7 separate regions of the Mus musculus genome follow, and regions 1, 2, 3, 5, 6 and 7 are each linked to region 4. Evidence: chromatin loops called from intact Hi-C (ENCODE). Cell type or tissue: heart. All regions are shown on one strand.

Region 1 (4,000 bases), 210 kb before region 4:
AAACAATCTAAACAGTTATCAAGTGAAGTCTAGTTCAATAAATGGTATTTTGTATTCTTCTGATGGTTATTTTTAATGGTTATACCTTAAAAATACGGTGTAGTTATCTAACAGGAAAAAAGTGAGCCATGGCATATTAAATTTTCCAAACAGCAAGTCAGTGCACATGGAGGCAGAGGCAGTCGGATCTCTGTGTGCAAGGCCAGCCTGGTCTACAGAGTGAACTCTAGGACAGGCAGGGCTACAAAGTGAAACCCTGTCTTGGAAAAACCGAACAAAGAAAAACAAAAACAAAAAAATTAAGTTTTCAAGACAGGAAGCATGTACTATACCCCTGTTATTGTAAGAATAGCAAATGATTGTACCCTACATGCATATTCAGGCTCAGAAAAAAAAATCTGGAAAAATACACATAAAAACTGTTAATTATAATTTCTCCAATAAGAGACTAAGAACAGTCTCTAGTTCTTCATATACTTCAACCGTGAGCTAGTATTTTTAACTATTATCAATACTACAAAGAATTCTTGACATGAGAGAAGCAACAGTGCTATTTAGTTTTTGATAGACAGATGGACTCAGAAAGCACTCTCCTACAGTGAGGTAGCTTATCTCCTTAAAAACAAGACAGAAGGGTTAGGGTCAGCAGGTTACCCTAACTTTGTCATCTCTAGGGCCTTGCCAGAGGGCCAGATAAGCTCCCAATGGACTGCAAATTGCTCAGTCTTCCCAGTCAGTACTTTACAACTTAAAGGGCTCTCACCATTTCCTGGGGCTAAGTTAAACAACTAAGTCTGGGTTCTTCCTTTACAAGTCAAAAGGTATAGAAGGACCAGGAAAGAAGAAGAGGGCAATGGAACCACCAAGAACAAAGCATAATGACATAAACATATGAAGAGGCCAAGAGGAAGCCCATTACTTAGCTTTAGGATCTGAGAAAATTAACAACAAATGAACTTAGAAAAATTCCATATAGAAGACCAGACAATTTCAGACAGCTTTCCCTAGTGGATCCTCCCAAGCTACTACAAATTAACTTTATTCTCCTCAATACCTGAAGCTCTCTCATATATCTGGCAGTCTTCCTAAGCAAGCCAACAGATGCTGTTCAAAGAAAACGAAAACTTTCAAAAGACTCTTGTACTCTTAAATAATGTGCTGAGACAACTAGCTTCATTCTTGCCACATTATTTTCCCTTTAAAAGAACGTTTCAAAAAATTTAAGTTAAAGCCAATAGAAAAGATATAAAGGATCATATTTTGCAGACTTCGTCTCTTCCCTAATTTCTTTTTTTTTCTTTCAGTGAGACACACAGGGACACAGAAGACACACAATAATCATAAGCCTTTACTTATCCTGTGGTTTCTTTAGGGAATTTTATTTTGTGTCTGGAAAATAACAGACTTCTGCTTTTAGGAAGACAAATAATAAAGGACTCAGAGAAACATGACCACCTTAGTTTAACTTTTAGAAAAGCAAGTAATCCAAGCTTCCTCTATGTGAGTACACACATATAAATGCTCAGCCCTACAGAAGAAAGCAGGGCTCTTCATCTCTAAAAGCACTACTCACAGTTTCTTCATTCACAAGGAAGACTCCAAATGTTTGTGAACCCCACCCCCGGGGGTGCAATGCTCCACAGCTGGCTTGTTCTGGGGAGATGTTCTTTTCTCCTAAACTAACCTGAAGAGCAAGCTAGATTTGTTGACTGCACAAACATCTGTAATTGCTAAACATCTCTGTGACATGGTGTAACAGTTAGTTACTGCTTGTGCAGACTGCCCATCTAAATTACTCTCTGCTGTATGAGCACATGAAAACTAAGGAACAAAGAAATTGGAAACATCTGTAAAAATTAATGGCCAAATGGACCAAAGCCTTGGGGTGGGATGGGGGGGGGGGCGTCAAAAACAAGCTAGATAGCTCCAGTAGAACATTCGAATTTAGAAAACCACCCTTCCATGGGAAAGGTTCTTTCTGAATACATCCAAGAGTGACCCCCCCTCCGCTGTGGGATTCCAGCTAGCCCAAACATCATCATTTTAACACCCCATGTAAATACAGATCAAGGCCTCTATAAAATGCTATAGATAAGATAAAAATTTAAAGGCTCTATTTCTTCTCTAAAGGAAAAAAGAAAGAAATACCTCTTCTCCCATCTTGCAGCCAGCTTCGTCTCTTCAGTTTGTAAAGGTCCCAGAACTACCCTGAAATCCTCCCACTTCCTTCAAACAGCCAAAGGCGCGGAGCCTGAGGACCCAGCCTAATCCTGAGTCATACTTGGGACCAAATGAGGAATAGGGAGAACAAAGCTTGCATTTGTTTATGGTTCAGGAAGCTGGGGCCGAATCATAGCTTGGGTGGCTTCTCCAGAAGTCCTCCTCCCTCGCCTACATCCCTGCCGTAATATAGGTTGCCTCCCAGTGCCCAAAGGTGTGACCACACACACGGACAAGGAACTAACTGAGAGTATTTGTTGGCAAGACCCAGTGACCACTTGTGTGTGTAGTATCTGTATGTGTGTGTGTGTGTGTGTGTGTGTGTGTGTGTGTGTGTTTTAAATGCCAGAGGGGAAATAAAAAACTATCTTTCAACAGATTATATGCCTGGGGAGTTGGGGATATATAAAATATGGTGTGTTACAAAAAGTACAAACACTTTTACAGAAATAAAATTAGTCATACTACACAAAAATTTAAAAAAAAAAAAACCCTAAAGGGGAAATAGCACTGACTTTATGGCTACGTTCCCCTCGGGATACATCATGTCATCAGAAATATCCCAACAGTCTGGAATGAAGTATTTAAACATCAATCTTGTTCCCCCCTAAATGAGAAACCATATGAATCACCATTTTAATGACTTCAGAGTCCAGTGATAAAGGGTTCAAAACTCTGGAGCCAGAACATGATATAAAGGTTACAAGTAGGTCATTCCCAAGCTATATAATCTTGAACAAATTAAATTTTGTTCACCTTAATTCCCTTATCTATAAAATGGGACTAATGGGACAGCGCATGTGCAAGGTTCTAGGTTCAATTTCAAGAACCGCAAAAGAGTCATCACCGTAGCCACAGACCTACTTGGTTGTCTAGGCGACTAAATGATGTACAGAAGACCAAATGCTTACAGAAGAATCTGGCACACAGGAAGTACCATATTAGCTACTATTACCAGTTCAGGACTTCACAAATCAACAGTATCTTTTTCTTGCCATGTTTCTTGTATTCTTAGACCTTGATGTCCTGTGCAGTTAGTTATGAACCATGGCTAATTTTTAAGTCTTTTAATTAAACTAACTTAAAAATAATATAGTCTGTACTTACTAACTGCCTGCACTGTGGCCAACCCTTTAAATGAGATGCCGCCTCAGTCCTCAAGAAAGGTATAATCTGAGTAAATATGACACAGATCTGTTTATATACTACATACCTAAAACAAAGGTGGGGGCTACTTCTGGGTGTGAATGACAGATGTGATGCAAGTGCTAGGGAATTAGCATTTGGAATGCAGATAAGAAATCACCTTATCAAAACCTAATTAGGATGAGAAAGAACAGACCTGGCTGCCCAGAGGGATTTCAATTCATTTCTTTAGACTCTCCTCCCCCAGTAAAGTACAGCATAACTCCCCATTGGGTTTTCAGAGTGACTTCTTCCAAAAGAGTTTAGAATGGAAAGAAGGCAGAATGAAATAAAACAAGACAAGGAACCTTCCCAGGGGACAAAACTGTCCAAGCTCACCTCAGTCAAGGTGACCAAAGTCAACATTGAAAATGAAGTTACTTTGATATCATGAGCCCTCCGCATCTGATGTCACATGAATGAGCCTCCATCATGAGAAAACCTTCAGACAAATGGCCAATTGAACATTCTACAAAACTCAAAATTGCTAAGGTCACCAAAACAGGAGGAATCTTAGGAGTTAGGGTGATTAAATACAATGCAGAATCCTGAATGACACCCTAAAATTAAAGAAAAGGGACAATGAATAAAAACT
Region 2 (4,000 bases), 94 kb after region 4:
CAAGAAGAGCAGAGAAATAGATCTTTTTCAGTAGCTCTCTACGTAACTTTTTTTTAAGACAGGAATCTTTTATACCACCTGAAGTTCACCATTTCAGCTTATCTGAATGGTTAGCCAGCCTCAGAAACTCTCCTGTCTGTTTCTTGAGAGCTGGAATTAGAGATAAATACTTTGCTGCTGGCTTTTTATTCAGGTACAAGGGATCTTAACCCCAGTTCTCATGATTCCACAGCAAGTATTACTGACTGGGCCATTTTCCCCAGCTCCAAAAGTTTACATTTAAAATTTTTGTGCTTCAAGATGCTTCTGTGCGCCGGGTGTTGGTGGCCCATGCCTTTAATCCCAGCACAAGGGAGGCACAGGCAGAGGCAGGTGGATTTCTGAGTTCGAGGCCAGCCTGGTCTACAGAGTGAGTTCCAGGACAGCCAGGGCTACACAGAGAAACCCTGTCTCAAAAAAACAAAAAAAAAATGCTTCTGTGCTCTGAAATTTTTACAAGAAAGTAAAACCTGCAGTAAGTAAGACAAAGTATGTGAAATATACTTTCATAAATGTCTCATATGACCCTAAAAGGTAAGACACACATTATAATCCCTTGTTCATTGCTGAGGAAATACCTTAGAAAAAGTTAAGTGATTTGGACAAGGTAATCAGATATAATTCAAGTAAGTCATAACTTCAAACTTTGTTCACTTAGAAAAACCCTTACTAACTTGTTTTATTTTTTTTAGAACACGGAGTAACTGGGAAGCTGAACTGCTATCAATAACCGAGGAAAATAAAACAAACATGACTGGCATGCACCTGCAACCCTGGCATTTAGGGGCCAGAGACCGGGAGTCAGAAACTCAAGGCTATCCTTGGCTACACTGTGAGTTCAAGACCATCCTTTCTTTAAAGACTCCCTTTTTTTAAAAAAAAGGAAGAAAAAAAGAAAGCCTCAACATAAATGAACAAACAAGCCTTTTAAAGTTTTGGACCTGTTCACATCTAGGGAAAAAGAAAAGTTTAAATATGCCAGGCCTGGCCACGCAGGCCTATAATCTACTCAGGATGGAGAGTGGGTACAAAGTTCGAGGACTGCCCAGCCTGACCAATAGAATGAGTTAAACAGCATCCTGTGTTGAGTGAGACTCTATCTCAAAAGGTACATAGCTCTACGGTGGAGTGCTTGCTTGCCATGGGGAAGGGCCTAGCTTTTCTTTCCAGGCTTATAAAAGAAAAGAAAAGTTAAAAAGGTAGCCTGACCGGAAGCCTCGAGGGCCCTATTTTCTCCTGGCCGTTTGGAATGTGTTCCAGAGAAGCAGTCACTCAAGGTGTAACTCAAAAAAAAAAAAAAAAACAAAACAAACAAAAAAAAAAAAGCATATTTCGAGGGCTAAGTTTCTCTAGGGCGGTCCTGACCGGTGGCCCAGTTGACTGAATTCCTCCCAGGGAGGTCTGCGCTAGCTAACTAGCCTTTGACCTTGTCCGCGGAGGATGCGGCTCCCGAGGCCAGAGCATCTTTGGCGGACAAAGCCGGGAGCATCGCTCCGCTCCGGAGGGCTCCGCGTCCTCGGGCTTCAGCCTCCCGGCACCGCCCCCTCCCTGGTCCCCGGGGACCCACGCGGCAGGAGCCTGGCGCCGCCACCTGCCCGCCGCCGTGGGCGGGCAGACCTGGGGGTTGGGGGGGGGGGCGGGCAGGTGCCCGAGCTGGCGGCGGCTCAGGAATAGCACCGGCGGGGACAGCCTCAGAACCCACCCCCCCTCAGGGCAGAGAGCCAAGCGGGCGCGCCAAGGGAGCCTGAGCCTCGAGGGGCGGCAGCCGCTTAGGGAAGGCGCTGGCCCCAGCGTGAACCGGAGAAGGGATGAGGTCCCCGGAGAAGCCAAGTCCGCCCGCAGTCCCGTTCCCGCCCGCCACCGTGAGAACCGCCACTCGTGGGCGAAGGACACACCCTCCCTCCTTCCCAGGCTCGGGCTTCCTCACTCTGCCCACTCCCCGGACCGCTCACCCCTCAGAGAAGTCGTCACCAGAGCCCGTCGCTGTCGCTGTCGCCGTCGCCGAAGCCTCCGCCGCTACAGCCGCCGCCGCTGTTGCTGCTCCCTCACCGCCTCGCCCGTCGCGCAGCTCCCGCCTCCTGCTCCAACCAGCACCCAGCTCTCCCCGCGGGCCGGGACCCGGAACCACTTCCTTCCGGAATGGTCTGGTCCCAACCCCCTCTGGCCCCGCCCACAGTGTCCGCCTCCCGCCCAAACTTGCCTTCAAGGAGGAGAAGCTCGGGTCCAGCCCCGCCCAGACGGCGCCCGCGGGCTCTCTAGCGCCCTCTGCTGGCTGCGCTCTCCCACGGTTCCCTGAGAGACTAAAGTGCGCTCGCGAGTTGATCTGGCTAGAAGGAAGAGAAGCACCCCAGGTGGTGCAAGTCTGGGACTCTGGAGTTGAGGATCGCGGCCTAGAAGTCAGCCCTCAACTTGGTTCCCTTGATCTTCCTGCCTTGTGTGCAGTATCCGCAGATAGAGGCAGAGGTATCGGCCAAGGTTTTTTTTTGTTTTTGTTTTTGTTTTTTTTTTTTTTTGGTTTTCGAGACAGGGTTTCTCTGTATAGTCCTGGCTGTCCTGGAACTCACTTTGTAGACCAGGCTGGCCTCAAACTCAGAAATCTGCCTGCCTCTGCCTCCCGAGTGCTGGGATTAAAGGCATGCGCCACCACTGCCCGGCTAGCGTCTAGCTCTTTATGTGGCCCATCTATATATCTGAGCCTGCTTCTCCTTGACCTCTGTCCCCACCTATTTAATTTGCAACCAATCATCCAACTTTTCACCATTTCCCATAGCCTCAAATGAAGGGTCTGCTTGGAAAACGGGACCTTCTGAGCTTTCCAAATGGGTTAATGGTCCCAATAAATACCAACCCCTCTCTGCTCTCCTCTCTTTTATATTTTCTTATTTTCTTCTCTTTCTCCTTTCTCTCTACCCTCATTTTCCTCCTCTTTTGTGCCTATAGTGCTCTGTTTGTATGTCCATGTATACTTCCCCTGTGTGGGGTGTGGGGGGAGGTCAAAGGGCAACCTCAGGTGTCATTCCTTGAGAAGGATTGTCCACCTTTGTTTAGGGTGACAGGGTTTCTCACTGGCCTGGAACGTTCCAAGTAGGCTAAGCTGGCTGGCTAGCAAGTCCCAGGAATCTGCCTAGCTCTGCCTCCCCACTACTGGAGTTCCAAGCATGTGCCACCATGCCTGTCTCTTTTTACACAAGGTCTAGGGCTCTGACTCAGGTCCTGATCCTTGCAAAGCAAGCACTATAGTAATAAATCTATCTCCCTAGGATCGCCACCCCCCCACCCCCATTTATCACTCTCTGCCTGCTGTATCTAGAGGGAACCCAGGACCGTGCACTCGGTGTGCAAGCATGCTAGCAAGAAGCTCTCATAACACACACAAACACATACACAACTGCAAAAGAAGGATTTGTTAGAGTAGGACCCACATTCGATCCTGGATAATCCAAACAATGACTATTGGCCCCCGGAAGAAGCAAAACTACGTTAGCTATGCAGTCCAAGAAAGCTGGAAGTCTCAGAAGAAGTGGCATCTGTAATTGCCTACAAGCTTCTTAGAGAGTCTCTGTGTGAGTTAGTGTTGAGACGCTAAAGACTCTGGAATCTGGTGGCCACAGAACATGCCGTGGCCATTAGACGTATCTGCTGAAGAAGTATAAAGCTTGCACACGCTGGCTAGGAATCTTCATTTCTCCACCTTTTTTCCTTTGGAGCCCCAGGCCTATTGGGATGTTGCCACCCACATTCAGAACAGCTACATTCCCCCTCAATTGCTCTCCTGCATGTCAATCATCTCTGACAACACCCCCACAGATACACCCAGAAGTGTGTCACTAGGCATCTCAATCTAGTCAGGTTGACAGATCATGACAAACACATTTTAAGCTACCCACAATCCCACTATTCAACTGCCTTACAGGGAATACAAATGATAGGAACTGCTTCTTCAACTTGAGTGTATATCAGA
Region 3 (4,000 bases), 140 kb before region 4:
TACCCAGATATATATGCAGGTGTGCATGCTATGAAGTGACTCTCTTTCCTACGCCCTCACTTCCAGCTTCTCATTTTCCTTAGGAAAGATCAGCTCTGGTGATAACCAATACCTTCCACACAACATTGATACCTCCTGTTAACTCTTCCCCTGTCAGTCCATAAAAGCTAGCTCTTCCGGTGAGATCAACATGGGATTTTAAACAGATCAAGGAGAATCTGACACAAAATGCCACATTTTCAGATATCTAGTTAGCTACAGGAAAATTCACATTTGAAAGGAAAAAGGCCTCCTCCTTTCTACCAGCAAAACCGCAGCTTTTGCATAGACCTTAAATAACAGATCACCAGGAAGCCAAATGAGCTCTTCTGGTTTTGCTTTGTGTGTGTTTTCCCCCAAAGGGAAGAACAGAGACCAGCATTAAGCACTCTACCACTGAGCTAAATCCACAAACACTTTTTGTATCCTTTGTTTACAGATTATTTTCAACAAAGAGCCCAAGGCCTTCAAGAGCCATGCCAGCCAGGCATGGTGGTGCATGCTTGGAATCTGGAGACTGAAACAAGGGAATCGCTAGAGAGCCTGAGGTAAGCCTGGGCTACATAAGGAGACATTGTCTCCAAAAATATTTTCCATGCCATTGAGCCTCTGAGCCATGATGTGCTTTCCATGCTAGCGTGTGCATATCTCCACACATATGCACATGCTCTCCCCCTCTCCCAGAGTCTCATGAATCAGTCCAAGGGGTAATTGCTCCATTGGTGTATTATCCCAGGCAGCCAAGATAAATGATGAAGAAATGGAAGCCTTAAAAAAAAATACATTTCCATTTCAGGAAAAGTGACAGGAGAGAGTGGTCACTTGGCCAGATCTGTTTAGGGACCAAAATGACTATTGCTGATACAACAATGAAAAGAAGGCTACACATTAGTTAAATTCTTTGGATAGCTACAGGTAGTAGTCTCAAATGGAGAGCACTTCTGTGTGGCAAACGTGAGGCCCATATTAATGTGAAGGGCATGCAAGTACCACCCATCCACATGCAAAATGAACTCTGAAGGTTTCCATGCGGATCTTTAAAGCAACAGTGTGTCACCAGGGGCAGAGCATTTATTTGGTCCTTCCACTAAGGAAGGCTTTGAGTCAGATCTGTCGGGAGGATTAAATGTACCAGAACAGAACTCACAGAGCAATGTTCTATAAAGTCAGATCCACATATCAGTACAGGGAGCAACCGTCCCCCCCACCCCCATCCTCTCTAGAATCTCATGTGAGACAGATGATCTCACCTCCCAGCATCAGAGCTAGACCTGTTACCAATAACATCCTTAAAACTGTCAGATCCTTGAGCGTTTATCTCTGGAAAGGGTACTAAAGTGCAAATGCATAACCTTAAATAAAGATGGTAAGAAGCAGTTTATCTTTCAGAAGGCAGATGCCAAAGTAGCAGAGCGGCTTAAAAAGATGATTATAAAATACATTTTGTATCAGAAGAGCATAACAATAACAGTAGTAATAGCAAAGGATAAGAAATGCACAAAATACAATAGACACTTACCAAACACTGAATTCATGATAAACTGGAAATAGAAACAAGGACACATAAAGCCAACCAGAAACCCACGGAGTGGCTTCACATTAAGAATGACAAAAGTAAATAAGAGATATACCCCCACCTTGTCCTTTAAAGGGATGTAAGGAATGGACAGTACTCTCTCAACATTTCCCATGTGGCCTGAAGTGCTTGCAGGCAGGGCTGCCTGCTTGTTTTCTAGTCTTTGTACAAGCACCAGGCACTAGATGGGGTGCACAGTTGGCATGCAATAATCACATGTTATAGAGTGTTCACTGGTGTTCATCAAAAAAATTTTTTTAAGGAACAATGTCCAAAATCACAGGCAGGAATGAAGGGAATGCTAAGACACAGCTTCCCTGCCTGACCTGCTAAGAATAGAAGCCAGAAGCCCAGCATAAACCTGGCCTTCACCTAGGTCAGTAAAGGATAGACTACAGCTCGGATATATAATGCGTCACGTGGAGAAAGCTGATCAGGAGTTCCTTCTACAGATGAAACCAAATGATTTTTATTTTGTTTTGGATTCAAGTAGAAAAGAGCATTCCGATGTTCAAAACCAACTGTTCATCTTGGAGAACATATTTGCTTGTAACTGTTAAAACTTCCCTTTTTTTCAATTTTGCTTCTCAACTCACGTTTTGAACATTGAAAAAAATCAACAACAACAACAGCAACAACAATAACAACAAAAACAAAAACATTCCCTTTGTCTATTCACGGTCTATTTTGGGAAAGCCCATCCCCCTTCTGTATGGGCTTAACGACAGAAAAAAAATTTACAAAATAAGAAGTCATATCTGGGCCAAAGGTTTTGTTACCTGTGACCTGAGGTGGAAACAGGGTCCACCTACTTAATATTCTAGAGGCTCAAATGGGCAGCTGATGGCTGCCACGCCAGCTGGGATGCTTGGCTTATTCTCTGAACTCTAGCTGCATCTCCCTTCTTCTCAAACAAACAGCCCAACGAGTCAACCCTGTCAGTGCAAAGATCAGCCTTAGTAGCTGCAAATGCCACAATTAACGCTAGCCGTGTCCTATTATTCATCCCCCGTGCTCCTACCATTTCTCGGGGTTATGAGGGGTCTCCCTTAGACTCTGAATTCTTCTGCCATTGTTCAGGGGGAAGGCAAGCTTACTCCAGATCATCAGGTCCGAAACCCAGTCTGTCTGCAACTGCCACAGAGTGAGGAATATCACAAACTACAGTAACAGCTGCATACAGCTGGGTAAACATCTTCAGCTAAGTCTGTCTCAAGCTCGGGCCCCAGTGACAGGGTTCAAGTTCAGAGTCAGAACCAGATTCAAATGGCCTCTTTCCTCATTAAACCAATTCCAGGCCTGAATCAAATGACCAGGCTCATAGAAAGAAAAGAGCCCTCCCATCTTTAGCTTAGTTAAAAGGGATTTGTGTTTTCTGCTGAATTCTCACAGGGTCCAAGGTGGGATTACAGAGTAGATTCATATACCTGGGGAAAGATCCCACGCATTAGCAAATCAAAACAGACTATCAAACCCGAAGAAAGAGTTCCTCTTTTGATCATAGCTATGAAGAGATACTGACAGACTGCAACATCCTAAAGGTTTTAAGAACAAAGCTTGCTGGAAACAAAAGGGGAGGGGTGGACTTCAATAACTTAAGTCCAAAAGCTTGAAAAATTTACACAGAAGTTTAGGAGGAACTAGAGTGATCCCTCACAGATTTAGCCTCAGATCTTTGTGTTGGGGGGGGGCATTTTGTTTTTGTTTTTCATTGATTTTTGGGTGGGAAAGAAACGTAGCTTTTGAGATCAGTACAATGAACTATTTATCTGGCCTGACAAGGCCAGTCAGTCTCCACCACACACACTGTTTATTATAAGGAGGAGCAAAATAGTGTTAGTCTTGATGGGATGGGGGAGGACCAAACAGCACCCATCCTGGTACACAATGCCTCCCTTCAGCTGGGAACTGATGTTTGGCCCAGGTGACCCCAGAGGTCAGTGTGAAGTCTGGAACAGAATGGAGATGAGCTGTAATGGCCTTCCTAGTTACAGGGTGCCTTTGCCTGTTCAGGTCTCATAGTTACTGGCATTTAGCATGGAAAAGCCCCAACTATAAAAGTTTTGTCTTAAATTATCTGTAGGGCTAAGGTAGAAGGCTTTAAAAAGTCAAATAAACTATACCCTTGGAATTCATTTTTCTAGTGAACAAGAGATTTCATTTGGGGATCTCAAAGGCCAGAGTTGCGGTTCTAAAGAAACAAGTATCTGCAAAGTTCTATTCTTTTAGTTGAGGTAATTTCACTGAAGCCATACAGATAATTACCTTCATTCTTTGCTTTAATTATTTCTTTATCTTGTAAAATTAATTATGCTAAGTCCCATACTGACTTGATAAAATACCAGGGGTGACCAGAAAAACCTGACTTAGTAGTCACTCTGCATG
Region 4 (4,000 bases):
AAAGGGAATTGAACTTCACTAATGAACAACTTACTGGGTTAGCACCCTTTGACTCCTGCCTATTTCTTGCTGGCTAGTGTAAGATCCTATTACCTGCATACAAAAAGTCTCACTTTATAACGATTCATTATAATGTGCAAACTGCTATGCTTGGCCTAGAAACACCCCAAAAATCATATGCTAGAGGCATAACAAGCAAAGGCTGACCAATGAGCAAGGCTAGTACCTAGATAAAGCAAACGTTTACTAGAGACCAGACAGTCACAAGTCCTTTGCTCAGTAAAGTGCCAGTTCCCCTGGGCAGTAAGGTGGTTTCCACACTGTCAGGTCTATAATAAAAAGGATCCTGAAGAGCTAAGGTTAGCTGCCTACATGGAAATTATGCTTGCTAGGTGCATCAAAAACTGGATCACCATTTCCAGTTCCTGGCCCTGCAGACTGAGAGGAGGATATAGGAAGTAGCCTTTGAGTGTAACAGAGTGGAGAGGGGTTCGGCGTGGGGGAAGACAGAGTGAGAGGTGGAGGCACAAGTGGGGAACGCATGAAGAGCTCAGGACCCTGGGACAGCCCGCCATGCCCGGTACTGGGGCGTTTCCTAACCTCCCACCACCGGCATCATCAGGCAGTAAAGACAGTCTAACCCTCTCCCAGAGACCCCGACCTTCAAGGCTCTTCTCAGGCTGGCCCAAGAGCCCTGTACAGGGCCAGAGCCCACCAAATCCTGGTACCCGGGTCCACAGCGCCAGGGAGGGTGCACTTGGGTGGGAGAATGGCAAAGACAAAACTCTCCCCGCCCACCCGAAGAAGCCAACCACACCCCCTGACTCCCTCAACCCAAGCAGCCCCGGAGCTAGCCCCCGCGATTCTCTGCTCAGGCCCCCTCGGGTTCCAGTCCGTGCCGCGCGCGGGCTCCGCAGGGACACTAAAGCAAGTGAGAGTGAATGGGGGTGCGCAAGGCGAGGGAGGGCGCTCTGCGCGATGTCACTCTCCCGGCCCTGCTCCAGGGCGCCCTCCCCGGGTCCGCGGTCCCGGGATGGGCGCGCCAGTCGACCCCTACACACAGATGGGCTGAAGGTTCGAACGGCCCCTGCACTCACCCATTGGCGCCAAGACGAGCCGAGCCGCCGAAGCAGCGTGAAAGTTGGCGGAACCGGGCGTTGGGTTCGGAGCGCCGAGGTCGCGGCGCAGGGATCGGGGGCGCGAGCGTCGGGACGCGGCTGCTGCTGGGCCGGCTTCGTCCTCAGCGGCGGTGGTGGCAGCTCAGCGCCGCCCGCTACTGCCTCTGCTGCTGCTGCCGCTGCTACCCTGGGGCGACTCCTGCTGCTGCTGCTGCTGCATCGCGGCCCCACTGCACCCGGCTGCTCCGGGTTTCCTGCTCTCTGCGAGTGGAAATTGCGAAAAAAAAAAAAAAAGAAGAAGAAGAAGAAAAAAAAAGAAAGAAAGAAAAGAAAAGAAAAGAAAAAAAGCACCGCCCAGCCCAGTGCCCTGCAGCCGCCTCGGAGCCTGCTCTCCCCTCCTCCCCGCCGCGGCGAAGCTCAGCGGCTCCGCCCGCCCGAGAGGCGCGGCCGCCAGGCGGGGGCGGGGTCGAGGGGCGGGGCCCGAGCAGTGTCCAGCCCGACTCTGGGGCTCGTCCTCTGTCTGCGGGGCTCGGCCGCCCCCCTCACCTCTGGCTCTGTCCCGGCTGGAGCTCCGCAGAGGGTCGCCCCCTATCCGCCTAGGCTCGGCTCACGCCCCGGGAAATGCCGCGAGACTCCTCGAGACTGGAGGAGATTTAGGGGGTCCGTGGGGGTGGGGGCGTCGGAGTTGTGGGGCACGTGGAAAAGGTGGATCGAAGGCAGAACCCCGAGAAAGGAGGGCTGGGGGAGGGGAAGCCGGTGGCAGGTGAAGAGCGGGACACCTGCTGTTATTAACAGGTGACACCCCTTCCCTGCGGGGGGGGACATAGAGGAAGAAGGCTGCTAGCAGGGGGCTGTGGGAGGAAGGGGCCTTTGGCTGTGGCTTTGGAGTACTGGCAGACCAGGTGCGAGTTTGGAGCGTAGGAGGTGGTACTGGGCTAGAGGTGCCCAATGAGAAGGGCGCAGTCAGGCTGCTGAGCAGGTCCGCTGCTGGCCACCGCCCCTCCCAGGATTAGACCCTCCTTACACCTGACCCAGTGGTACCCGGACAAGGTGTGGGGCTCTGCTGCCTAGGAATGTTTCTAGGTCCAGAGACAAAGATTGGCTGGTTCTCCATCAGGCATCACTGTGCTCTATTGAGCCTCAAACCCGGATAGACAACAATTTTAAGTGGACACTAAAATGAAAATAGAAATCCATAGGAATTCCTGGGCAACTCAACGAGCTTCTTTTTTGGAGTCTATTCTCCACCACACCTTTCAGCCAAAGAGACTTGCCTGCGACCGCATTCATTGAGCAGTCTGTTGTTTCCTTTCCACTTTCCACCATCTGGTGGTAGGAAGAGATAGTGAGCTAGACTGGAGACAAAATAGGCAACAGGGAAAGTGAGACAAGAGAGAAATTAGATCATTGTCCCCTGCAAATGGAGGCTGGGGACTAGTGAACCCAGAGGTGACAAATAAAAGCTGACCCCATGCCCAATGGAGATCTGCCTTGCGTACCCGGTGAATAATAATAATGCAGCATTATTTGTATATTGGGTCAAAGCCTAAAATTTCTGTAGAAATATGTTGGAGGGTGGAGGGGGTATTTCAGTCATAAGGCTGAGGCATAGAAGATGGTGCTGTTAATGAGTTCTGGCTTAAAGGCTAGCCTGGGACACAGGATGATCCTGATGAGTAAGGGGGAGGGAAGAGGAGAGACTTGCAGGCAGGGCTTTAAAAAGAAGAGTAACAGCAGCATCCTTCTCTAGACACTGGTCATGTGTGTCACAGCAACCTAGACGAATCAAGATACAGAAGGCTCATCCCTACAGTGGCCCTGCTTGTTACGTGCCTTGACGCATCCACATTCTTATTAAGACAATGAAACCTTATGACCCTGTAGTTGACAAACACTGAGACTCAGAGCCTAACTTAACCCGCTGTTAGTAGAACATTCTCCCCTCAACGCAACAAGAACTGTGTCTGAAATTCTGAAAGTGGCTGTCTTGGCTAAGCTCCAGATTATTAGACCATTCTAATTCTCTCTCAAAGACATTCAGACCCCCCCCCCCCAAAAAAAATGGTTAGGCATGTGCTCCATAAGGAAATAGCTGAGCTAGATTTATGGTAGCTTGGCACATGGGTGCTGAAGATTTGTGGTTGCTGACCCTTGTATTCTCAGAGTGATGAGTCAAAATGATGAAGAACCAAGTTCAATTCCCAACAACCTCATGGTGGCTCACAACCACTTGTAACTCCAGTTCCAGGGGATCTGATGCCCTATTTTGATTTCTGTGGGCACTACACAAAGGTAGGGCATACCCAGGTAAAACTCATACAAATAATGTTTTTTTAAAGAAATGAAGTCATTGAACACTGTTGAAGAAATCAGCCAGACTTACCTATACATCACAAAGTCCAGTGAAGCCAATTCCACATCCCGCAAGGGACTCTAGAGAGAACGAGCTTGCTTTCTCTGCTTAACATTAGTCTCAATCTTAGTCTTCAAATTGAATTGCTTTGCCAATCTCGCAAGGATAAAGATAGGTCCCTTGAAGTTTTGAGTCTTGGTCTGTGTTTTGTATGGTCCAGAAAAGGATCTATGATAGCTATACTTTCTGTTTGTTGACTCTAGTAAGTATATAGCAAGCCAAAGTAAAGGAATGGATAGCAAGAGATAGATAGCGGAACATCATCAAATCAGGTACATACAACCTATTTCTAGCAGAAACTGACTCAGGAAGTGGAGGGAATCAGCTAGAGTCCTGGCATCTTTTTCCCATAGCTGGCACTTTTATATCATGGGATAAACAATGGTGATGACCTCTGATGGAAATGGTTCAGCTTCTAGCTGGTCCCAAGGACACAGTGGTTTTACTCTTGGGCTGTTTTCCTGTAGTC
Region 5 (4,000 bases), 120 kb before region 4:
TATGTATCTGTAGACACCCATACATAAGTAAATATAACAAAATATGAGTGTTTGATATGACAGGATGGTGGGCACATTGGTATTTGGTATTTGTTAGAAACATTTCAACACTGCCCCTCAAAATTACATAATGAAAGCATGTGGATGTTTCATCCCACAATGGCTTTCTCATATTTACAAACTATGCTGCCACTCAGAGAAGCACTTTGACATGCAATTATAAATGTACCAATTTCATTTTCAGCTTAAAGCTAACAAGGAAAGACATTTTGATGCAGCAGGAATACCTACTGTCATGTTTCTATGTCAATCTTCAACTGGGTATTTGTGATATTATATATTTACAGTGTTATCTCCCCCAAATTAACCTGGACAGGAAAATGACAAGATCAGAGAATCTCTTTACCTATAGGATAGGAATGAATGTCATCAAAAGGAGGGGCAGTGCTAGACAAAGATGTAAAGGGCTATTTTTATGTCATGAATAGAGAACACTGTTTCATGATGTTCCAATGACCTATGTGACAGCCAGTATCTTTACGTTTGCCCACAACCGCCAGACATATAGGATGAGTACCACTGTATCAGTGTCAATACTAACTAAGTGTTTGGACATGCTGTAGAAGGCTCTTAATGAATACTTAGCAAATTAATAGCCAATTAACTATATTGTTATGGGCACACCAACCATGGTAAAGATGGCTAAGTTCATCTCCAAACCTGAGAAAACATGAGATCTATGTCATATACACTGAGACATAACTAGAATTCACTGAAGCATCTTCAGTATCTCACTTGACAAGATGCAAATTTTACTTAGGAGTGATAACAAGGTAATATGAATAAGAAACGGGTACAGGGGAAAAATTCCTGAATAGAACAGCAATGACTTGTGCTGTAAGATTGAGAATCGATAAATGGGACCTCATAAAGTTGCAAAGCTTCTGCAAGGCAAAAGACACCGTCAATAAGACAAAAAGACCACCAACAGATTGGGAAAGGATCTTTACCTATCCCAAATCAGATAGGGGACGAATATCCAATATATATAAAGAACTCAAGAAGGTGGACTTCAGAAAATCAAATAACCCCATTAAAAAATGGGGCTCAGAACTGAACAAAGAATTCTCACCTGAGGAATACCGAATGGCAGAGAAGCACCAGAAAAAATGTTCAACATCCTTAATCATCAGGGAAATGCAAATCAAAACAACCCTGAGATTCCACCTCACACCAGTCAGAATGGCTAAGATCAAAAATTCAGGTGACAGCAGATGCTGGCGAGGATGTGGAGAAAGAGGAACACTCCTCCATTGTTGGTGGGATTGCAAGCTTGTACAACCACTCTGGAAATCAGTCTGGCGGTTCCTCAGAAAATTGGACATAGTACTACCGGAGGATCCAGCAATACCTCTCCTGGGCATATATCCACAAGATGTTCTAACCGGTAAGAAGGACACATGCTCCACTATATTCATAGCAGCCTTATTTATAATAGCCAGAAGCTGGAAAGAACCCAGATGCCCCTCAACAGAGGAATGGATACAGAAAATGTGGTACATGTACACAATGGAGTACTACTCAGCTATTAAAAAGAATGAATTTATGAAATTCCTAGAAAAATGGATGGACCTGGAGGGCATCATCCTGAGTGAGGTAGCACAATCACAAAGGAACTCATGCAATATGTACTCACTGATAAGTGGATATTAGCCCAGAAACTTAGAATACCCAAGATATAAGATACAATTTGCTAAACGCATGAATCTCAAGAACGAAGACCAAAGTGTGGACACTTTGCCCCTTCTTAGAACTGGGAACAAAACACCCATGGAAGGAGTTACAGAGACAAAGTTTGGAGCTGTGACAAAAGGATGGACCATCTAGAAAGTGCCATATCCAGGGAGCCATCCCATAATCAGCCTCCAAACGCTGACACCATTGCATACACTAGCAAGATTTTGCTGAAAGGACCCAGATATAGCTGTCTCTTTTGAGGCTATGCCGGGGCCTAGCAAACACAGAAGTGGATGCTCACAGTCAGCTATTGGATGGATCACAGGGCCCCCAATGGAGGAGCTAGAGAAAGTACCCAAGGAGCTAAAGGGATCTGCAACCCTATAGGTGGAACAACATTATGAACTAACCAGTATCCCGGAGCTCGTGTCTCTAGCTGCATATGTATCAAAAAGATGGCCTAGTCGGCCATCACTGCAAAGAGAGGCCCATTGGACTTACAAACTTTATATGCCTCAGTACAGGGGAACACCAGGGCCAAAAAATGGGAGTGGGTGGGAGGGTATGGGGGACTTTTGGGATAGCATTGGAAATATAAATGAGGAAAATACCTAATAAAAAATATTTTTAAAAAAAGAAAGAAAGAAAAAAGAAACCTCCAGTGTCTCATTTTTAAAGCAAATAATAATCCTTTCTTCAACTGTGATCATGGATTTTTTCATTCTTAAAAATTCATCTTAAAAGCACTAAAAGAGAACATGAAGGGAATTGTTTTATAATTCAAATGAGGGAAGACAATTTGACACTCTTATATAGAATCCAGATCCCACAAGACAAAGGGTTGAAAACTGTAAACGCAACACAGCAAAACACAAACAAGAGGAAGTTCATCAACCAAGGCAAAAGACAAACTGGTGAATATTACCTGCTACATAAAGAGAAATCCTTCTCCAGATTAGTAGCAAAGAGATGAATAATCCAACAAAACAGTAAAGAACAGCTCTTTGTGCTAGGGGTCAAAGACTCAAATGTATCAAACGATGCTTAATTGTACTCATAAGAGAAATGGAGATCACACTGGCATGCAGTCAGCAATGTCTGAAGCGTGTTCAGTGCCCAGGAGGACTCACTATTGTTCTCATACCTACAGTTGTAGCCCCTGTCTACTGCATCACAATAATGTTTACATAGAGTCTGCCATTCTCAGGATAGGAGCTGTTTGCATAGAATGCGTCTCAGTGACTAGCACACAGCTGGTATTCCCTTAAAGAACTGGAAATTTGGGAAACTGCAAGTACAAACTTCTCCAGAAGTTGACAGTCTAGACAAGGATAGACACAATTTTAATAACAATGAGATATTTTTAATCTATCAGACTGGCACCAACCAAAAAAAAAAAATTGACAATAGCCTGTTGGCAAGAGTACAGAAAAGGAGTGTCTCTCACACTTCTCAATGAGAACATAAATTAGTATATAAATCACCAGAACTTCTGTGGGAAGCAATGTGGTAATTACCTATCAAACATCTAAATGCCTATGACTTTTGACATGGTATTTCCACTCGGAAGGATTTAAACTACAAGTATACTTTCACATGTGCAACATGACATGCGTACAAGATTACCTGATACAGCATTGTTTAAAGTAGCAAAAGATTAAAGCAACAGAACTATAGTAGACAGGTTGTGACCATGAAGTCTCACAGTGCAATTTTCTCCAGGAATGAGGCCTGCTTGTATTTATCAATAAGGAAACTCGCCAAGACACAGTTCTAGGTCAAGAAGCATAAGAATGCACTCTGACATTTAGATAAATTGGGGCGCACACCTCAATGTGTAATACGGATCCCACATAAAGTAAATTGATACCCAAGGCTTCCTCTAGGGATGGGAACAAGAAAGCCAAGAGACAGATAAAGCATATATTTTTGTCCCTTTTTACTGGTGCCATGTGCCAGTTATTCTGGTATGTGTCTGTCTGTGTTTATCTGTGCATATGCTAGAAGTCAACATTGAGTTTCTATTGCTCGCTCCCTTGTTTTATGAGACAGGCTTTCTTACTGAACCCATGGTGTACTTATTGGTGAGGCTGGCTGACACAGATCTGCCTGTCTCCACTCTACCCCGCTGGGCTAGGAGCTCAGGTCCTACACTTGCAGAACAGGCACCTAGCTGACTCAGCCATCCGCTTTCCAGCCCCTAGTTAGTCGTGTCATCAATACAAAAATTAGTAACTGAAGCAGGGCTACCATTTCTCACCCA
Region 6 (4,000 bases), 81 kb before region 4:
CTTGTTTGTCTTCCTCTCCCTGGGTAATAGAGACACTCCTGAAGCTCAAAAGTCAAAGCCAAATCAGAAAGACTTTTGAATTCTCTCTCTCCTACCACGACTCATTACATGACCTCCTAACTCAGGCCTCAGGCCCTAGGATCCACTGGTACCCTCTCCCCAGGAACCTGATGGACATTTGGGGGGGTGTTGGGGGTCACCAGACCATGACCAAAAGAACAACAGCGATGGTCTTAAGCAAGGCAAAGGAGCCAGCTGCAAGGTAAAATCTATGACACTAAGAGAATATGAAGGCCTTTGGGGCTACCCCTGATATGAGCCCAACAGCAGCACTGGTGGCATCCCATGGGACCCGTCACACGGCTTGCACCTGTGAAAGGCTACCATCAAGAGCCAGGCCAACAAGAACCAGGTGAAAAAAAGAGTAAGACTTGGAAGGTTAGTTTTCTTAGTGGCCCAAGGCTACTAGGCTACCTGAATGGGGATTTTCGATAGTCTGATACGGATTAGCAACTAGGAACAGACAATCCTCCTGTCGGACTCCAAACAGACTTTCTCTCCTGCTTCCCATCTTGTCTCCCTGAAACCCCCTTTAGCGCTTGACACCACAGGCAAGTCAGATCCTACACCAGCCTTGTTCCCAGACTCCTACATCTTTCGGCTGCCTCGGAAACGTTTTCTGCCCTCCAACCCTTCCCCTAACTTCTTTCTGCTGAAAGGGACACTTGCTAGGGCTTCCTGAATGGGGCCCATCTATGCACGGTTATCCCTCAGGGGGAAACACCTCAGCTATAGATCACAACCAGAGAAGGCAAGACAGAGAAAAGTAGAAGAGAAGTCGGCTTCAAACCTTTACAAACTGCTACAAACAGATCTCGGTCAAAATAAGTCCTGTCTGTCTGTCCCTGGGGTGACATGGGGAGAAGAAAAGAAAAAAACTTCCTTTTACCAGAAACAAGAGAACTAAGACCTGGATCTAAATGGGAGGAAGTACTAGACTGCAGAGCAGACTCCCCCCTCATGTCTCCCTCTGGGCTTACAAAGTTGTCAGGCAACAAAAAAAAAAGACTACAAAAGATGCAGACATAACAATCAAAGCAGACTTATGGCCTACTTACACTCTCAGGCAAGTCTGTGGGGCTTGGGGCTTTGGCTGCAGAAAGCTCCATTCTGTGGAGTGGGGAATGGTGACTTCTGGTGGACTGTCTGCACTCCCGGGCAGGAGTGAGTTCCGTGCACTCTGAGAACCGCAAGCCTTTCTGATTCACTTGGCAGCAGAATTATTCTAAGCATCCTGTCCCATAGTCAAGCCTCCTGCCCCTCCCACTACACACTCAGGCTGGTGCGTTTTGTTTTGTTTTGTTTCTTTAATTCTCTGCACTCTCTTACTTCTGTCACAAATCAAGTGAAATGCATTTTTCAAAATTAACCCAATCTCTGGCACAGGAGAGAGGGGAACCTTTACCACTAAAGAGGAGGAAGAGCCAACCCATTAGGAAGAAATGATAATTAACATCAGAAAGAAGCAAGCTGGGGGAACTGCAGTCTGCAGTAAGAGCAAAATGGAGATTATTTGAGACAGCTGAGACACTCCACCCAGGCCTCCAGAAGGAGACATGCACGGAAACAAAGGGCATATGGTGTTTGCTTTCTTCAACATCCGTTCTCATCATTAAGAGCTGCAGCAGCGAATCTCAGTGCATGTGGACAGACCTTACCCTGAAATCAATTCTGAACTACAGCTCATAATCAAATAACCTACCTTTCCGTGTAAAGGCCACCCTTGTTTGTTTTTTTTTAAAGTACACATGAAGCAGAATTTAATAAAGTTCTAATAACTGGCAGAATGTCTATTTGGCTTAGTGATGTGTGAGCTATACTTGAATTTCATATTGTAGCTATAATACTGACATATTCAGAGGGTCTTTTTCCTCAAAGTGGAGGTTCCAATAACTAGGTACAAGTGCTTTTTCTACTATTTGCTGCTAGTTATGTATTACTTAACTAGTTCTACCCTACAACACAAAGATTTCCCTAATGTGACTGAAATGATTTTTCCACCCGTGTTAACACTAACACCCCCCTGGATATTGCCCACACTAGTGACCTATCCTGAGATAAAATTTCATGTACTCAATCACCAGACACTCCTAAATGTGTAAGATCTCAACGGATGACTTCCAGAGACATAAAGCTGGACTTACTTTTAACAATGCTAGCACAGTGTTCTTATTCTCTGACCTGTTGAGACCACTGGTCGCCTAGGATGAGTTGGGAGTGAGTCTAGCTGTCCAAGGATAACAAGTTTAAATTTGATTACCACCTTGCCTCTGCTTAACGTAGAAAGGGCTCCAGTTAAAAAGAAGCGAGGGCCCAAGACTCCAACAGGGTTGCTCAGTAACCCTCCGTGAAGACTGATGGTTGCCCATCCCAGGAGATTCAATTCCCCTTCCCACAGAGCATCTGGGAGTGCAGCAGCCTATTCAATCCTAAACCAAGCATTGATTCCGAGTTCACACACACACACACACACACACACACACACACACACACACAAACCAACTAAGTTTATCTAGTTAGCCTACAGGAACTCTCCACTCCCAGCCCCTCCACATAGGCTATGGATAAAAACAAAGGGCCCAATTACCAATGACAGCCATCTTCTAATCATGTTCAAGCTGGTCCAAGGGAACACAGCTACTTCCAAAACAATGTCATAGAAGAGTGATGGCAAGAAGAAGGGTCTCTCCTTTGTATTATTATTAAAAGAGACTGGGGGGGCATGTACCATCACACACGTGTGGATGTCAGAGAGCAGCTTTATGGAAGCAGCTAACTCCTTCCACCTTTATATGGGTTCCAAGGTTCAAACTCAAGTGATCAAGCTGGGATGGCAAGCACTTTTCCTGTTGAGCTATCTCCTTGGACCCCAAACAGGGGTTTCTGATGCCCCATCAAACTGTAGATCACACTGCCCCAGGGCTCCACCCTCCTCTAGCATCTCAATTATGTAAGAGAAGTGATTTATGTTTAAGACAGTCCGGGACAGGTTTCTGTTGTGTGAAATCTGTAGCATGCTAACAGGGATGGACTGAGAAGTAATGGAGAAACGAAAAATAAAAGTTTACAATTTGTCCAAGAGATTCCTTAAAGTAAATATAACAGTCACTGAAAACATCCCCCTTAATGTTTTACAAAGAGGAATTACAAAGATTGCCTAGAGTTGGGCATGGGAAATGGGGAGGGACCATAAGTGGGCACAAGTAATCCTTTGGTAGGGGGGCTGGAAATGTTTGAGAATTAGATTGTGATGATCATTAGACAACTCCAAATACACTAAAATCCATTGAATGAGGCACTTCAAATGAGTTCACTTTACGGTGTGTAAATTAGTGTAAGTTAGATCCCACAAAGCTGTTTGGAAAGCTATTGGGGATGCAGATATTCAAGCAGTAGAGGACATATGTTGCCAGAACATTTTCTCCAGGCCCTTATGAGAAACCCTTTCTCCAGTCCTTCCCCGATTCCTCTAAATCCCTTACAAGGGCATGAACACTTCCTCTCATCTCCTGCCCCCACTTTTCCTACTTCCTATCTACTGCTGCTGGCTTTCTAGTGCTGAGATAAATGCTATGAGCAAAAGAAAGGTAGGAAAGAGTTCATTTCATCTTACAGCTTCTCTTCCATCATGAAGGAAAGGCAGGACAGGAACTCAACGCAGGAACTGAAGCAGACCCCACGAAGAAATGTTATTACTGGCTTCCTTTCCATGGTTTGTCCAGCTTGTTTTATATACAGCCAGGGACGCCACCACCCACAGTGGGCTGGGCCATCCCACATCAATCATTAATCAAGAAAACATTAGGCTGGGGAAAAGGTTCAGTGGTTAAGGGCACTGGATGCTTTTCTAGAGACTCAGAGTTTGATTCCCAGCAACCACTGTAACTTCAGTTCCAGGGGATCCAACACCCTTTTCTTTTTTTTTTTTAATCATCCCAGA
Region 7 (4,000 bases), 490 kb before region 4:
AAATATGGTCCTTCCCAGTTTACACAAGAAGCAACTGACAATGAAGGATGTGCAGGCCAGCAAGCCACGAGTGCTATCAACAGGCCAGTGCTCTGCTTGGTGCCTGTTCCAGGGAGCATTTGAGAGAGTAGACAGAAGTGGCCAGCAAGGATCCAGTGTCAACAGGAAGGGGCAACGACTCGAAAGCCTGCCATCCCCAGCCATAGTACTGCAGGAGAAGCACACTGGGCACCTCATTTCAAAAAGAAAGCCTCACATTGGGCTTGGGGTGCATAGCTCAGAGAGGTACAGCATGTGCTTCCGAACACGAGACCCTGAATTGGCTCCCCAGAATGACCACGCATGCGTATGGATCCATATATAGTAAGAGGTACAGCCATTACAGGATGATTCCAAGGGAAGAAGGAGTTCTGTAATTATCAACTATCTAATAAGCTTGAGAGCATGCACACTGAGGAAGCTGTATGAGCACCAGAGGATCCCTGCCTTCCAACATCGACTCCCTGTTAAGATCAAAAGTATAATCTCTACACAGTCACCATTATGCCTAGGAGGTAGGTAGACAGGGCGCCATGAGATGTTATCACAGACTTTTCGTTCCAGAAAGCTCTATGGGAGCATTTACTTAACTGCAGGGAAGTATAAACCAAATGGAAACAAAGCAACAGCTGTTGGATGCTGAGGATACTCCTGGTCTTTTCGGCAGCCCGAATCCGATCTTGAGTGCAAGAAGGCACTTAATTACCTGGAATGAGAATGGTGACTGCAGCCTGCACAGCTCTGCGAATGATGTTGTCCATTGCAAACATCCAGTGGGGCCTAATTAAGTGGTTTCTCAAAATTCTATTGACCTAAAAAAAAAATCACAAAAGTTCCTATGTCTATTCCATTGTACATTTTTTGTTTTTTGTTTTTTTGGGTTTTTTTTTTTTTTTGAGACAGGGTTTCTCGGTATAGCCCTGGCTGTCCTGGAACTCACTCTGTAAACCCAAGTTCTGGGATTAAAGGCATGTACCACCACTGCCCAGCTCCATTGGACTTTTAAGAAACAGACTTATTCAATTTGCTTCTATTCCCACTGAGATGAATCGTGCTGCGCTGTCCTGGATTTCTGTCTGGTTCATTCTTCTGAATGAATCTTTCTCTAGATGGACCCTAAGTCAAAATGGATTCTAAAAGATGGGATCAGTGTCATCAGGCCCCTTGGTTGTTAATTCAAGGGACATTTATTGAACATCTATGACATGACAGACTGACTATATTGGGAGCATGCAACAAGATAAACCAGATCTGGCTTTATAATTGAAGTAACATACAGGCACAAAAGTATAGCCACTGTGGTGGCCAATGCAAATTCCCATATCCCATGCTCTCTCAGTGGTCAAATGCAATTGGTACACTTCACAAAGTGATGTTATTACTATGTGCTTAATGTTTACAAACTTTGGGATTCAGGCTATTAACAAATGAGAAGGAATGGGTGCTATAGAAGAACAGGGTGAGCTAACTGGTTTGGCTATCATGTTCTCCAGGGCCCGATAGTGCACTCACAGCATCTTGGAACCCAAACAGAATCAGGTGAATCTGGTTGATGGATGAGCTGTCAAAGTCCAGGTCCACCTTTAGTTTTGATATTGTGGCTGCCATCACCCTGTGCTCTGGGGAGCGGATGAAGTCCCTCAGGATTCCAATTATCTGTTTGATGTGGCTAACTGAGAGAAGCAACTCTTCTGAACTCTGAAAATGATACACACACACACACACACACACACACACACACACACACACACACGAAAATCATTTTCATTTGAGTGAGTCGGAGGGAAGGCAGGAATTTCCAAATGCGTTGTGGGAAAGTAGACAGTCCATTTGCTAATGGAATTGTGGAAGCTCCTGAGTAAGGATGCTCCTGAGTCCCATCATACCCTTCCTGGAGGTCTTGGGGATCCTCCCCAAGAGGTGGGTATACAGAAAATGTCAGCACTAAGGCAGCTGGGAATGGTCCTTGCTTCCTGTCTGACCACTCTACAGAGGGCTAGGGAAGGTAGAGCTCATAGCAGGACAATGGCCTCTCTTCAAAGTATCTTCCTGTCTATAACAACGGGAGAGAGAACACTTTGCTACTACTTTGGCCTGCTTCAAACTTGGTTTTCTTCCATAACCATTCTCCCTACAGTGCCTGTTCTCTCCTGAGTGTAGGCTCTAGCACAGTGGGTCTCAACCTTCTTAATGCTGCAACCCTTTAATACAGTTCCTCATGCTGTGGTCCCCCAATCTGAAGACTTTTGTTGCTACTTCATAACTAACTTTGCTACTGTTATGAATTATCCATACCATGTGATATGTGACCCCAAGGGGTTTGCAACTCAATAGGATGAGATCCATTGCTTCAGTGTGTCATATAAGGGGAGAGGGGGAGACCAAGGGAGTGCTAAGCCTCTTAGAGCTTTCAGCTGACATCCAGTTTGCTTTCCACCAGAGGGCAGCACCAGCACACCAATGCCAGGAAGCATTGCAGTAAGCTGAAAACCTCCTTTTTGTCAGGAAAGAGAAGGGTGTTGGGCAATAAGTATAGTAATCACTACAACTATGAGAATGTCCCAGGATGTAGGACACTTTGCTGTCCCGTTTACACCTGTTGGAGAGAGGAACTGGGCAGAGTCGGTAGGATTATCAGATGCCTTTCCGCAGCCTGTACCTGGACCACACACTCTTGCAAGTTGGAAGCCACTTGGTTCTGTTCCTCCCAAAGGATTCTGTAAAGGATGGCTCTGCGCTCACTGTCCTTGCGCAGCAGAAAGAGACCAGGGTCCCTCTCCTCTGGGGGTAAGGCTGTGCTTCGGTCATCTAAGGCTGGGCTTTCATCTGGGACACTGCAGATAAACATCGTCAACAATTTCTGTGTGTCTGGGAAGGGTAGCATGTTGTGCCCTTTGGGGAGACTCCAGAAGAGGAATTGTGGAAAAAGGCTGGTGGGTAAGGTGTGTGGTATCCCCTCTCCCCTTCTTGACTACCCCCTTGGTATCTAGTGGGAGAGAAATAAGGAGATAAGGGGCCCAGAGAGAGGGGAAGAGAAGAGGGAGAGGACAGGGAGGCAGATAGGGTAAGGGGAAGAGGAGACTAGAAAGGGGAAGTGTGGAGGGGGGAGGGGAGAGAGGAAGAACAGGGACAACCAGAGAAGAGAAAGGACAAAAAAAGGACACTGGGTGAAGACAAGTCTCTTTGGTCACCCTGCTTCCCTGCAAAACTCCTTTCTGTAACCCAGCAAGTGTTCTGCTACTGAGGAACAACTGGTATCCTTCAGAGGACTGCCACAGGGGGACAAGAGACAATGACAGTACCTGAGAAGGTGGCTGAGCTGATGTTTGGGCACCTGGACTTTCTCAAAGAATGCATCAGGCTGGGCATCCGAGTCTGGGGAGATTGAGCCATGCTCGCTGCTGCTGCTGCCCACAAGCTCTCCTGATGAAGGCAGAGCCAGAGTACCAGTGCCACTCCGAACACCCTCTGTGGAGAAACAGCCAGAGAGTGGCCAGACCCCCATACAAGGACCTGTTAATCACGGACTCCTCTAATCCACTGCTACACTGTCTAGTAGAAGGATCCTAGTGAAAATGTAGGGTTGAGGCGGGCCTCACAGTAAGGCAGCGACTTGGTGAGCCACACTGTCACAGCCTCTGACTTACCCACTCAACGAAAAGAGGAAAACGTGTTTTCTTTTAGAGGCCAACCTTAGTTTACAGACAGGACTTAACTACATGTAAATGTGTCCTTCCCCAGAAAGCCTGTGTGTCCTTTTAGTAAGGTCAGTATCAACACAGGATGACAGGCCAGAAGCAGCAGGCTCTACATGTGGGAAAGTTACAAAACCCCAGACAAGAGACCTCTTGCCTTCCTCCTCTTCACATTCCTCAAAGAAGTACTTGAAGTACAGGAACGGGATCAACGTGACGCTCCCTGTGTCTGTCAGAAAACAGGTGGACAACTGGCTGGGTTTGTA

Evidence for each region. Peaks named below come from ENCODE experiments on the same cell type or tissue, not always from the same donor. Only the 100,000 strongest peaks of a DNase experiment are listed, where the experiment ranks them.
Region 1: a loop joins it to region 4, with 2.1 times the contacts of the local background. A loop is called at or near these places in 3 of 42 quality-filtered maps.
Region 2: a loop joins it to region 4, with 2.3 times the contacts of the local background. A loop is called at or near these places in 2 of 42 quality-filtered maps.
Region 3: it touches region 4 in a loop (3-fold over the local background); 20 of 42 quality-filtered maps call a loop at or near these places.
Region 5: it touches region 4 in a loop (30-fold over the local background); 15 of 42 quality-filtered maps call a loop at or near these places.
Region 6: a loop joins it to region 4, with 2.1 times the contacts of the local background. A loop is called at or near these places in 3 of 42 quality-filtered maps.
Region 7: it touches region 4 in a loop (4-fold over the local background); 20 of 42 quality-filtered maps call a loop at or near these places.

What each region holds. Positions count from the first base shown.
Region 1 is chrX:159,838,760-159,842,759 of GRCm38, reverse strand. The region is part of intron 6 of Sh3kbp1 (SH3-domain kinase binding protein 1); the gene reads right to left. Among named protein-coding and RNA genes, the nearest start is that of Map3k15, 150 kb to the left of the region's middle. In heart, no CTCF peak of the experiment used is centred here; a DNase peak (open chromatin) is centred at 2,299.
Region 2 is chrX:159,530,827-159,534,826 of GRCm38, reverse strand. It overlaps Bclaf3 (Bclaf1 and Thrap3 family member 3), which reads right to left and starts at 2,159. Exons shown (of 12, transcript NM_001033472.2): 1 at 1,992-2,159. In heart, a CTCF peak has its summit at 2,302 (motif pointing left); DNase peaks (open chromatin) are centred at 1,516 and 2,216; H3K4me3 peaks cover 1,438 bases; H3K27ac peaks cover 712 bases.
Region 3 is chrX:159,765,531-159,769,530 of GRCm38, reverse strand. All of the region lies in intron 3 of Sh3kbp1 (SH3-domain kinase binding protein 1), which reads right to left. Among named protein-coding and RNA genes, the nearest start is that of Sh3kbp1, 140 kb to the right of the region's middle. In heart, no CTCF peak of the experiment used is centred here; no DNase peak of the experiment used is centred here.
Region 4 is chrX:159,624,789-159,628,788 of GRCm38, reverse strand. Sh3kbp1 (SH3-domain kinase binding protein 1) reads right to left here and starts at 1,517. Exons shown (of 18, transcript NM_001135727.2): 1 at 1,098-1,517. The coding sequence starts at 1,101. In heart, CTCF peaks have their summits at 1,308 and 2,446 (motif pointing left); DNase peaks (open chromatin) are centred at 908, 1,268 and 1,598; H3K4me3 peaks cover 2,239 bases; H3K27ac peaks cover 997 bases.
Region 5 is chrX:159,747,271-159,751,270 of GRCm38, reverse strand. The region is part of intron 2 of Sh3kbp1 (SH3-domain kinase binding protein 1); the gene reads right to left. Among named protein-coding and RNA genes, the nearest start is that of Sh3kbp1, 120 kb to the right of the region's middle. In heart, no CTCF peak of the experiment used is centred here; no DNase peak of the experiment used is centred here.
Region 6 is chrX:159,705,862-159,709,861 of GRCm38, reverse strand. The region is part of intron 2 of Sh3kbp1 (SH3-domain kinase binding protein 1); the gene reads right to left. Among named protein-coding and RNA genes, the nearest start is that of Sh3kbp1, 81 kb to the right of the region's middle. In heart, no CTCF peak of the experiment used is centred here; no DNase peak of the experiment used is centred here.
Region 7 is chrX:160,115,392-160,119,391 of GRCm38, reverse strand. It overlaps Map3k15 (mitogen-activated protein kinase kinase kinase 15), which reads right to left. Exons shown (of 29, transcript NM_001163085.4): 21 at 3,342-3,507; 22 at 2,699-2,873; 23 at 1,552-1,737; 24 at 746-851. Among named protein-coding and RNA genes, the nearest start is that of Gm39547, 21 kb to the left of the region's middle. In heart, a CTCF peak has its summit at 2,474 (motif pointing right); no DNase peak of the experiment used is centred here.